Linked DNA regions of Homo sapiens: regions 1 and 3 are each linked to region 2. A link is a contact called in ENCODE Hi-C or POLR2A ChIA-PET data. All regions are on one chromosome and are shown on one strand. Each heading gives the region's core, a stretch centred on a gene start or an enhancer-like site at or near the end of the contact. The rest is flanking DNA. Distances are from core to core; before and after follow the strand shown. Region 1 has its middle 17 kb from the start of LGALS8. Region 2 has its middle 22 kb from the start of GPR137B. Region 3 has its middle 34 kb from the start of LGALS8.

Region 1 (2,700 bases), core at 58-2,557, 390 kb after region 2:
AAGTGTTGGGATTACAGGTGTGAGCCACCATGCCCAGCCAAAAGTACAATATTTTTAATGACATATAAAGATGTTCATTCTTTGTGGTTGCCCTGGGTGAGAGGGACTATTGATACTCAATAGTGTTTCTTTTGTTTCTACATTGTTTCTATAGTGAAAATACGCATTGGCTTTGTATTAAAAAATGTATAGTAAAAATGGTTTTATTAAAAATAGCAAATAACTACAAAAACTCCATTGCAATGGAAAGCAGCCCTTGGATTTTCTAGTTGAATGAAACGAGTAATTTATCCAATGTTAGAAATGTCTAAAGGCTCGCTCAGGTTTCATGAGCAGAACAGGAATTGTATATCCAATTAAATGTGAAATTGCAATGCCTGGTGCGGTGGCTTATGCCTGTAATCCCAGCACTTTGGGAAGCCGAGGCAGGGGATCGCTTGAGCCCAGGAGTTCGAGACCACCATGGGTAACATGGGGAGGCCCCATCTCTACAAAAAATAAAAATCGTTAGCCGGGCAGGTTGGTGCATGCTTGTGTTCCCAGCTACTTGGGAGGCTGAGGTGGAAGGATCCTCTGAGCCCAGGAGGATGAGGCTGCAGTGAGACATGATCGATGCACTCCAGCCTGGATGACAGAGTGAGACCCTGTCTCAAAAAAAAAAAAAAAGAAAAGAAAGTACAATCGCAATTAAATGTCTTTGCGTTGGTGGCTCCTGACCAAATTCCCTAAGCAAGCAGTATGTTAATGAGCAGAGGGGCCACAGCTCACCTTGCTCAATTAAAGGCAGGAGCAGGCCGGGCGTGGTGGCTCACGCCTGTAATCCCAGCACTTTGGGAGGCCAAGGTGGGCGGATCACGAGGTCAAGAGATCGAGACCATCCTGGCCAACATGGTGAAACCCTGTCTGTACTAAAAATACGAAAATTAACTGGGCATGTGGCATGAGCCTGTAATCCCAGCTACTCGGGAGGCTGAGGCAGAAGAATTGCTTGAACCCGGGAGGTGGAGGTTGCAGTGAGCCGAGATTGCACCACTGCCCTCCAGCCTGGTGACAGAGCGAGACTTCATCTTAAAAAAAAAAAAAAAAAAGGCAGGAGCAAGTATGGGCCAGACAGAAATCAAGGTGTAAATTGGGCAGATCCTCAGGCCCAGTGCTGAATTTTGGTTTGATGAAATAAAACATTACATTTCAAGGTTGGCAGAGAGGAATGAAGGTGGAAGAGGAATCTAGGGCCATTTAGGGAAGCCATGAAGCCTCCTGCCCACACTAGTGGGTAGAGTGGAGCCAGGCGTTTTGCTAGGGCTTGCTATATCTCTTGGCAGGGTGCTCTGCTGCCAAAGCCAAGAATTCTAAATTAGATTAAATAGCCAGAAAGAATGTTAAACATTTGGACATGATATCCTCCCTCACAGATTAGCTAGAGTGTAGTTCTGCTGTGCTAGATACTTAAATAAATACCTCCCTAGCTGTGAAGCCTGCTTATCACAGTACTATATTTTAGGATGAGGTCATTATTTTCCTATGCATACACATGCATTGTATAATCTTGCCAATGTAGGTCAGCCCAAAAGAAGTGACAAATGTGTAGAACACACATTGGACTAGCTTGGGACAAAATTAGTATACCTAAAGATGACAGATTTCTTAACTAATTTTATGAGCCATGCAGCTTTGTATTCTAGCAGAGACAGACATTAGGAATCTTATAAAATCAAAAATTTTAATTTTTGCCTGAATAGCTCCAAAGGGCTAAGATCTCAAGCAAATGCGTGTAGGTTTTGTTTTTGTGGTTGTTGTTGTTTTTAGAGACAGGGTCTTGCTCTGTCACCCATGCTGAAGTGCAGCGGTGCAGTCCTAGCTCACTGCAGCCTTGACCTCTCAGGCTTAAGTGATCCTCCTGCCTTAGCCTCCCGAGTAGCTGGGACTACAGGCGCATGCCACCACCCCGAGTAATTTTTTATTTTTATTTTTACTTTTGTAGAGACAGGGGTCTCAATATGTTGCTCAGGCTAGTATCTTTTTTCTTTTTGAGACAGTCTCGCTCAATTGCCCAGGCTGGAGTGCAGTGGTGCCATCTCGGCTCACTGCAAGCTCCGCCTCCCGGGTTCACGCCATTCTCCTGCCTCAGCCTCCCGAGTAGCTGGGACTACAGGCGCCCGCCACCATGCCCAGCTAATTTTTTTTGTATTTTTAGTAGAGACGGGGTTTCACCGTGTTAGCCAGGATGGTCTCGATCTTCTGACCTCGTGATCCACCCGCCTCAGCCTCCCAAAGTGCTGAGATTACAGGCGTGAGCCCTCGCGCCCGGCCCAGTCTTGTAACTTAACTTTAAAGCTACTTATTCCCAAATGAAGATGGGATGGTACACAGATTTTAAGTATTAGCTGGTTTGGAGCTTCTGTCTTTTAAAGCAACATTTTACTTTGCCACAGGGTGGTGGGGCGGGGGCCATCCTAGAAAGAAGAGTGTGAGTTTCATGGGATAGGGTCTGGGGAGGTGGCTGGAGGAGTTTAGGTTCTTTTGATATCTGTGGCTACACAGACAGATAACCAAGGAAAATGTCCAAACAGTGAAATTAAGTGCTCACTGCACTAACACAGAGAAGGACCCTGATGTCTGGCCGCAGGCCTTTGTTCTCATTGGCTTCAAAGAACTTCTTGATGTCTACCTTAATTTCATTATTATTTACCCAGGAGTCAT
Region 2 (2,833 bases), core at 233-2,732:
ATCTCGGCTCACTGCAACCTCCACCTCCCTGGCTCAAGCGATTTTCCTGCCTCAGCCTCTCAAGTAGCTGGGATTACAGGCGTGAGCTACCACCCGGCCTCTTTTCATGTTTTTAAATTAGTCTCCCCTTTTTATTTTATTTTATTTTTTAGATAGAGACAGGGTCTCGCTATGTTGCCCAGGCTGGTCTCGAACTCCTGGACTCAAGCAGGTTCTTTTCTTCAGGCTTCTCCTTCTCCTGCCTCAGGAACTCATCCTCACTCCCTGCAACGTTTCAATAAGCACTTGCCTGGTTTGCCTGCCTCTGGCCTTGCTAATTAGACAACTACGATCTTTCTACCAGGAAAGTGTGATCCTGCCCTCAAGTCTACAAGGGCGGCCTGAGCTGACATGATAACATCTAACCTCTTTAGTTAGATATAGGATGTCCCTTGTCATCTGGCCCCTGGTGACCTCTAACAATATCCCCATCCCACTCCACCCCTTTACAGTCTGCAGTAGAACCGTCTGCAGTCCCAGTGCTGGAAGCCCAGGCTGCCTCATGCCTCCCTGTCTCTGCATACATGGTCGCTTTATCCTAGAACATATGATGTAGTTGCCCGTGTGCCCATCTGTCTCCACAACAGAGCAAGGTCCTGGAAGCAGGGGTAGGGGCGTCGGGGAGGTCTTGCTTGTCCTCTTTATGTCTCAGTGCTTAGTGTACCTTATATTTGGACAATGAATAAATAAATGTGCGCTGCTCTAGAAAAGAGATCATTGTCTCGATGGAGTGAAAATCAGTAAGGGGCAGAGTAAGGACTGGACATCAGGTCTTGGAAAGTTCTGACCCTTCCCACTATGTAAACATCCTTTCTACTGAGGGACCTCACGGGGTGACAAAGCCTTAGAGGAAATGTACGCAGTCTCTGCATGGTCCTAAGAAAATAAAGGAAATAAAGTAAGTGTTGTAATCCTGGACTGGAGTAGAAAGACTTCTTAGGGGGAGGCATTTTAAGGAGGGTGGAGAGGGGGATGCTTCCCGCCTCCGGATCACAGTCTACGAGAGCTTGCTGCTTTAGATGAGCCCACACCAGACCGAGACACAGGCAGAGCGGTGCGGCTGAAAGACATCTCTGCATCAGAAAACTTGAGTCCTGGTTTTTTCTACATCTGCCGCTGACTAGCAGATCTCAGAAGGCCCAGCAGCCTTCAGGTGTAAAACAAAGGAGTATTTTCCATCTCTTTCAACCCGAAAATCCAGAAAGTGGGGACATCTGTGTTTGAAGATTGTTCAACATTTTTCAGATTAAACTGATCCACATTTTCCAAGGTATCAAAGTGGTGGCTGCATCCTCTCATGGTGCTGGGAATCACAGACTTCTCCCCTCACCCTTGATTGTGACCTGATTCTAGAAGACGGTTGCTGATAGAAATGTCCAAGTTATTCAAGGGGCTTCTCTAGAGGAAACAACTTCCATTTCACTCTTGATTCTCTAGAGGAAATATAACTTTCGTTTCACTCTTGATTCTCGAGAGGAAACAACTTCTGTTTCACTCTTGATTTTCACTATTTTCACGTTACGGGTTGAGATAAATGGCCTTAGATTTGACTCATCGAGGAGAGAGCGATTCTGCCTAGAGTTCTTTGAAAGCCGGCTGTACTGAGTGAGATCCTAGGTCACTGCAGAGAAGGAAAGGGAAGAGAAGTGGGGAGGGAGAGGGGAACAGAGAGGGGCACGGAGAGGGACAGGGAGATTGGTTTCCTTTGACAAACCCAGCTGGTTTCCTCGGTAGTTGTGTGTGGTTTCCACCAAACCCACCTATCACTTAGTTAGGACTGCTAATTAGGGGGCAGAGATGAGGACTGCTGTCTGTAGTCGTAAAGATGGTTACTAAGCAGGAGGCTGAGCTGGTGGTTGCAGCTGACACTGGAAATTCACCCAGCTTCGCCCCCCGGGAGATGTGCCACCCCTACATCGTAGGCAGCTGTGGGCCACAGGCATTTCGTTCTCCAAAATCCTACATTCATCTTACTTCATTTAATGTTTGCAGCCACATAAGAAGTAGAAAACATAACTTGATTTCCAGATTAGAAGACTGAAGTTTGGACAGAAAAAATAACTTGCCCAGTGTCACCCAGCGGGCACACGGAGGAGCTGGGATTCAACATCAATGACTCCAGGACCATGGTCTGTCTCCACGAGACTAGTCTACCCACCTCGATTCTCTGCCTGGTAGGCCTTCCCCACTTTTCCACCTGCTAAATCAATCACACCTGGTTGCATCTCTCCTTCTTTCCTCCCCTAACCCAAGACTCTTTTTTGTTGTTGTTGTTTTGGAGATGGAGTTTGCTGTTGTTGCCCAGGCTGGAGTGCAGCGGCACGACCTCGGCTCACCACAGCCTCTGCCTCCCGGGTTCAAGCGATTCTCCTGCCTCAGCCTCCCGAGTAGCTGGGATTACAGGCACGCGCCACCATGCCCAGCTAATTTTTGTATTATTAGTAGAGATGGGGTTTCACCATGTTGCCCAGGGTGGTCTTGAACTCCTGACCTCAGGTGATCCACCCGCCTCAGCCTCCCAAAATGCTGGGATTACAGGCGTGAGCCACCATGCCCGGCCATATCCCATGACTCTCTAAAGCACTCTGTGGTTGTTTCTGGGTTATTTTCACTTCTCCAATTAGGAGGTAAGTTTTTTGGGGTCAAAGAGCATGTTTTCGACTTTGTTTTCATCCTATCCCAAATTGCCTGGTACCAAGCTTGGTAGCTGATGAGCCAACAGGGAACCCACGAATGACATTGTATTAGAAGACCACAGGCTTTGGGCTCAAGGAATGACCCTTCCCTTTTACAG
Region 3 (2,913 bases), core at 241-2,740, 370 kb after region 2:
AGACCAACCTGGCCAACATAGTGAAAACCTATCTCTACTAAAAATACAAAGTTAGCTGGGTATGGTGGTGCACACCTATAGTCCCAGCTACTGGGGAGGCTGAGACAGGAGAATCACTTGAATACGGGAGGCAGCAGTGAGCCAAGATCATGCCACTGCACTCCAACCTGGGAGAGACAGAGTGCCATCTCAAAAAAAACAAACAAAAGAGTTGATATAAATTTGCTGTTATAATTTGACTGTACTGTTTCTTGCACATGTTGACATCTGTAATGACTGGAGTTTATGAAAATTTTTGATGAGTAGGAGCATACCATTAACAGAGAGAAATTTAATCAAAAGATTTTTAAAGTTCCTTCAGAGTCCAGACTTTGACTAAGTGTAGTATGATTTATATCTATGTTGCATACAAAAATATCAAACAGTAATTCCCAACTGAAATACAAGTATCAATCAATTGTGTAACAATGCAAAATCATTTAATTTAAAGTTAATTTATAGCAAATGAGTACTGTAATAGCATAAGCATGCCGATACTTTACAAAGGAGAGAGTGGAAAGGTAGGATATTATAACTAATTGATCAAATCATTGTTAAAATTTAAGTTTATTAATACTTTTACTTCTGTCCGTAGGGATCCATGTTAAATTGGGTATATTATAAACTTAACTGCTAATGATGAGGTCCTTTTGCTATTAGAAATCTATTTTTTATTTTTCTTTATTATTTTTTGAGGCAGGGTCTTGCTCTGTTGCCCAGGCTGGAGTGCAGTGGTGAAATTATAGCTCACTGCAGCCTCAACCTCCTGGGCTCAAGGAATCCTCCTGCCTCAGCCTCCCAAGTAATGGAAACTGCAGTCGTATACAAGCACACCCAGCAATTTTTTTTTTTTTTTTTGGTAGAGATGGGGTTTAGCTATGCTGTCCAAGCTGGTCTCAAACTCCTGGCCTCAAGTGATCCTCCCACCTTAGCCTCCAAAGTGCTGGGATTACAGGCGGGAGCCACCATTCCCAGCCTAGAATGAAATATCTTTAGCTAAATTACAGGGCTGGATGTGGTGGCTCATGCCTGTAATCCCAGCACTTTGGGAGACTGAGGGCGGGAGGGTCACTTGAGATCAGGAGTTTGAGACCACCCTGGGCAACACAGTGAGAATTCTGTCTCTATTTTAAAAAGAGAAAAATCTAGGGTATATTCTCTTAAACAAAACTTTCATCTATAATGGTAGTTGATGAGGTCCTATGTAATATGCATTTCCTTGGTTGCAATAGCAAATTACTACACACACAGAAAGGAAAGCCACACTCCCCGACACATCTACACACAGGAGGACTCACACAGGAGGGAGACTCAAAGAAGGCACGTGACTTTTACATTGTTAGGGCTTACATGGTCCTGGGATTTCCCACCAGTACTCAAAAGATCAATTGTATGAACAAGTCACCTATTTTTACGGCACTAAATAATTATTATTCAACAACATGGAAAATATGTGGTAGCAGACCTGGATTTTCCTTAAGAGTTATTTTTATGTGGTACTGCCCCCTGCTGGAATATAACATCTATACACATCCTTTCTGGCTGGGCTGACATCCTAAAACCAGCCCAGGACCAGCCTTTTATTAATATTAATTCTTGGCCAGGCGCGGTGGCTCGCCTGTAATCCCAGTACTTTGGGAGTCCAGGGCGGGCGGATCACGAGGTCAGGAGTTCAAGACCAGCCTGGCCAACATGGTGAAACTCCGGCTCTACTAAAAATACAAAACTTAGCTGGGCATAGTGGCACATTCCTGTAATCCCAGTTACTCGAGAGGCTGAGGCAGGAGAATTGCCTGAACCGGGACCCGGGAGGTGGAGGTTGCGGTGAGCCGAAATCGTGCCACTGCACTCCAGCCTGGGCTACAGAGCGAGACTCCGTCTCAAAAATAAATAAATAAAAATTAAAATTAAAAAATAATTCTTGGTTGTATGCTAAAAGCCTTGCAAGTAGCCCCACTGGAAGATAGGAAGAGTGGGGCTGTTTTACAAATGAGCACATATAAGCAGAACGAGGCCGCCATAATTGAAATGAAGGTCCCCGTCCCGTGGATGTGTTCATCGCTACTTCACCCTGTCATTCGGATCCAATGTGTGACCAGCCAGCTCCAATAACAGTTCCATACTCTGGGAATTATTTTTAACACTCGGCAGGATGCTTTCTTCCTGTAGTTTTAGGCTTAGCCCTTTGTGCACTTTTGGTCTCTTTCCCTTTCAATTTAGCATCCAAGGAAGCGGCTGTGACCAAAGGTAGCTGTCATGTTAAAGGACAAAGTTCATAGTTACAGCAAATATTGACCCAGAGCACTATCCTTGCCCCTTCCTCTATAATGTGCAATGCAAAAATATGTTCTTTTAAGTACAATATTAATAAGTAAGGTCTAGGAGATTTTCTTCCCCCTTCCTTTCTCTTTTAGATGAGTAAATGTTTTATCTAGTTTTGAGGAGACTATCCTTCTTATCACATCTCTTTCCACTTCTGCTCTCCTTGTTTTATAATTTTCCTCTCCTTTGGGTCCGTGTCATTATTTCGTGTCGCTTGTTTTCGAGCCATGCACTCATTTATCAAATCAGATTTCCTCCGTATGCCGACGGCCTTCCTCTCCCTGCCACGGGCTTCCTTTTTCCCTGACTATGCAGAAGCAATTTGTTCGCTTGTGTTTCTTTTTTTTTTTGAGACAGAGTCTCGCTCTGTCACCCAGGCTGGAGTGCAGTGGCGACATCTCGGCTCACTGCAACCTCCGCCTGTCAGGTTCAAGCAATTCTCATGCGTCAGCCTCCAGAGTAGCTGGGATTACAGGTGTTTGCCACCAAGGCTGGCTAATTTTTAGTAGAGACGGGGTTTCACCATGTTGGCCAGGCTTGTCTCGAACTCCC

Evidence for each region. A loop is a pair of places that touch in the nucleus more often than their neighbours do. ChIA-PET counts read pairs that join two places held with the same protein, here RNA polymerase II (POLR2A). Pooled maps may share reads with other maps.
Region 1: a loop to region 2 is called in a map with no recorded cell type, with 7 times the contacts of the local background. The contact joins two enhancer-like sites. A Hi-C loop is called at or near these places in 29 of 168 maps with a recorded cell type or tissue (GM11168, GM12878, GM13977 and 21 more), 9 of 37 single-sample maps with no recorded cell type and 7 of 50 pooled maps. POLR2A ChIA-PET finds 5 or more read pairs at or near these places in 5 of 52 experiments (A673, AG04449, AG04450 and 2 more).
Region 3: a map of Jurkat shows a loop between it and region 2 (4-fold over the local background). The contact joins two enhancer-like sites. A Hi-C loop is called at or near these places in 50 of 168 maps with a recorded cell type or tissue (CD4-positive, alpha-beta T cell, GM11168, GM12878 and 34 more), 1 of 37 single-sample maps with no recorded cell type and 8 of 50 pooled maps. POLR2A ChIA-PET finds 5 or more read pairs at or near these places in 3 of 52 experiments (AG04449, CD4-positive, alpha-beta T cell and GM10248).

The regions. Positions count from the first base shown.
Region 1 is chr1:236,506,089-236,508,788 of GRCh38, forward strand. No RefSeq gene overlaps it. Among named protein-coding and RNA genes, the nearest start is that of LGALS8, 17 kb to the right of the region's middle. Within about 2 kb of position 1,308, at least 4 of the 41 ENCODE cell types and tissues checked have a DNase peak (open chromatin) inside an H3K27ac peak, as active enhancers do.
Region 2 is chr1:236,119,254-236,122,086 of GRCh38, forward strand. No RefSeq gene overlaps it. Among named protein-coding and RNA genes, the nearest start is that of GPR137B, 22 kb to the right of the region's middle. RefSeq lists an enhancer at 1,425-1,544. Within about 2 kb of position 1,483, at least 3 of the 41 ENCODE cell types and tissues checked have a DNase peak (open chromatin) inside an H3K27ac peak, as active enhancers do.
Region 3 is chr1:236,488,546-236,491,458 of GRCh38, forward strand. No RefSeq gene overlaps it. Among named protein-coding and RNA genes, the nearest start is that of LGALS8, 34 kb to the right of the region's middle. Within about 2 kb of position 1,491, at least 2 of the 41 ENCODE cell types and tissues checked have a DNase peak (open chromatin) inside an H3K27ac peak, as active enhancers do.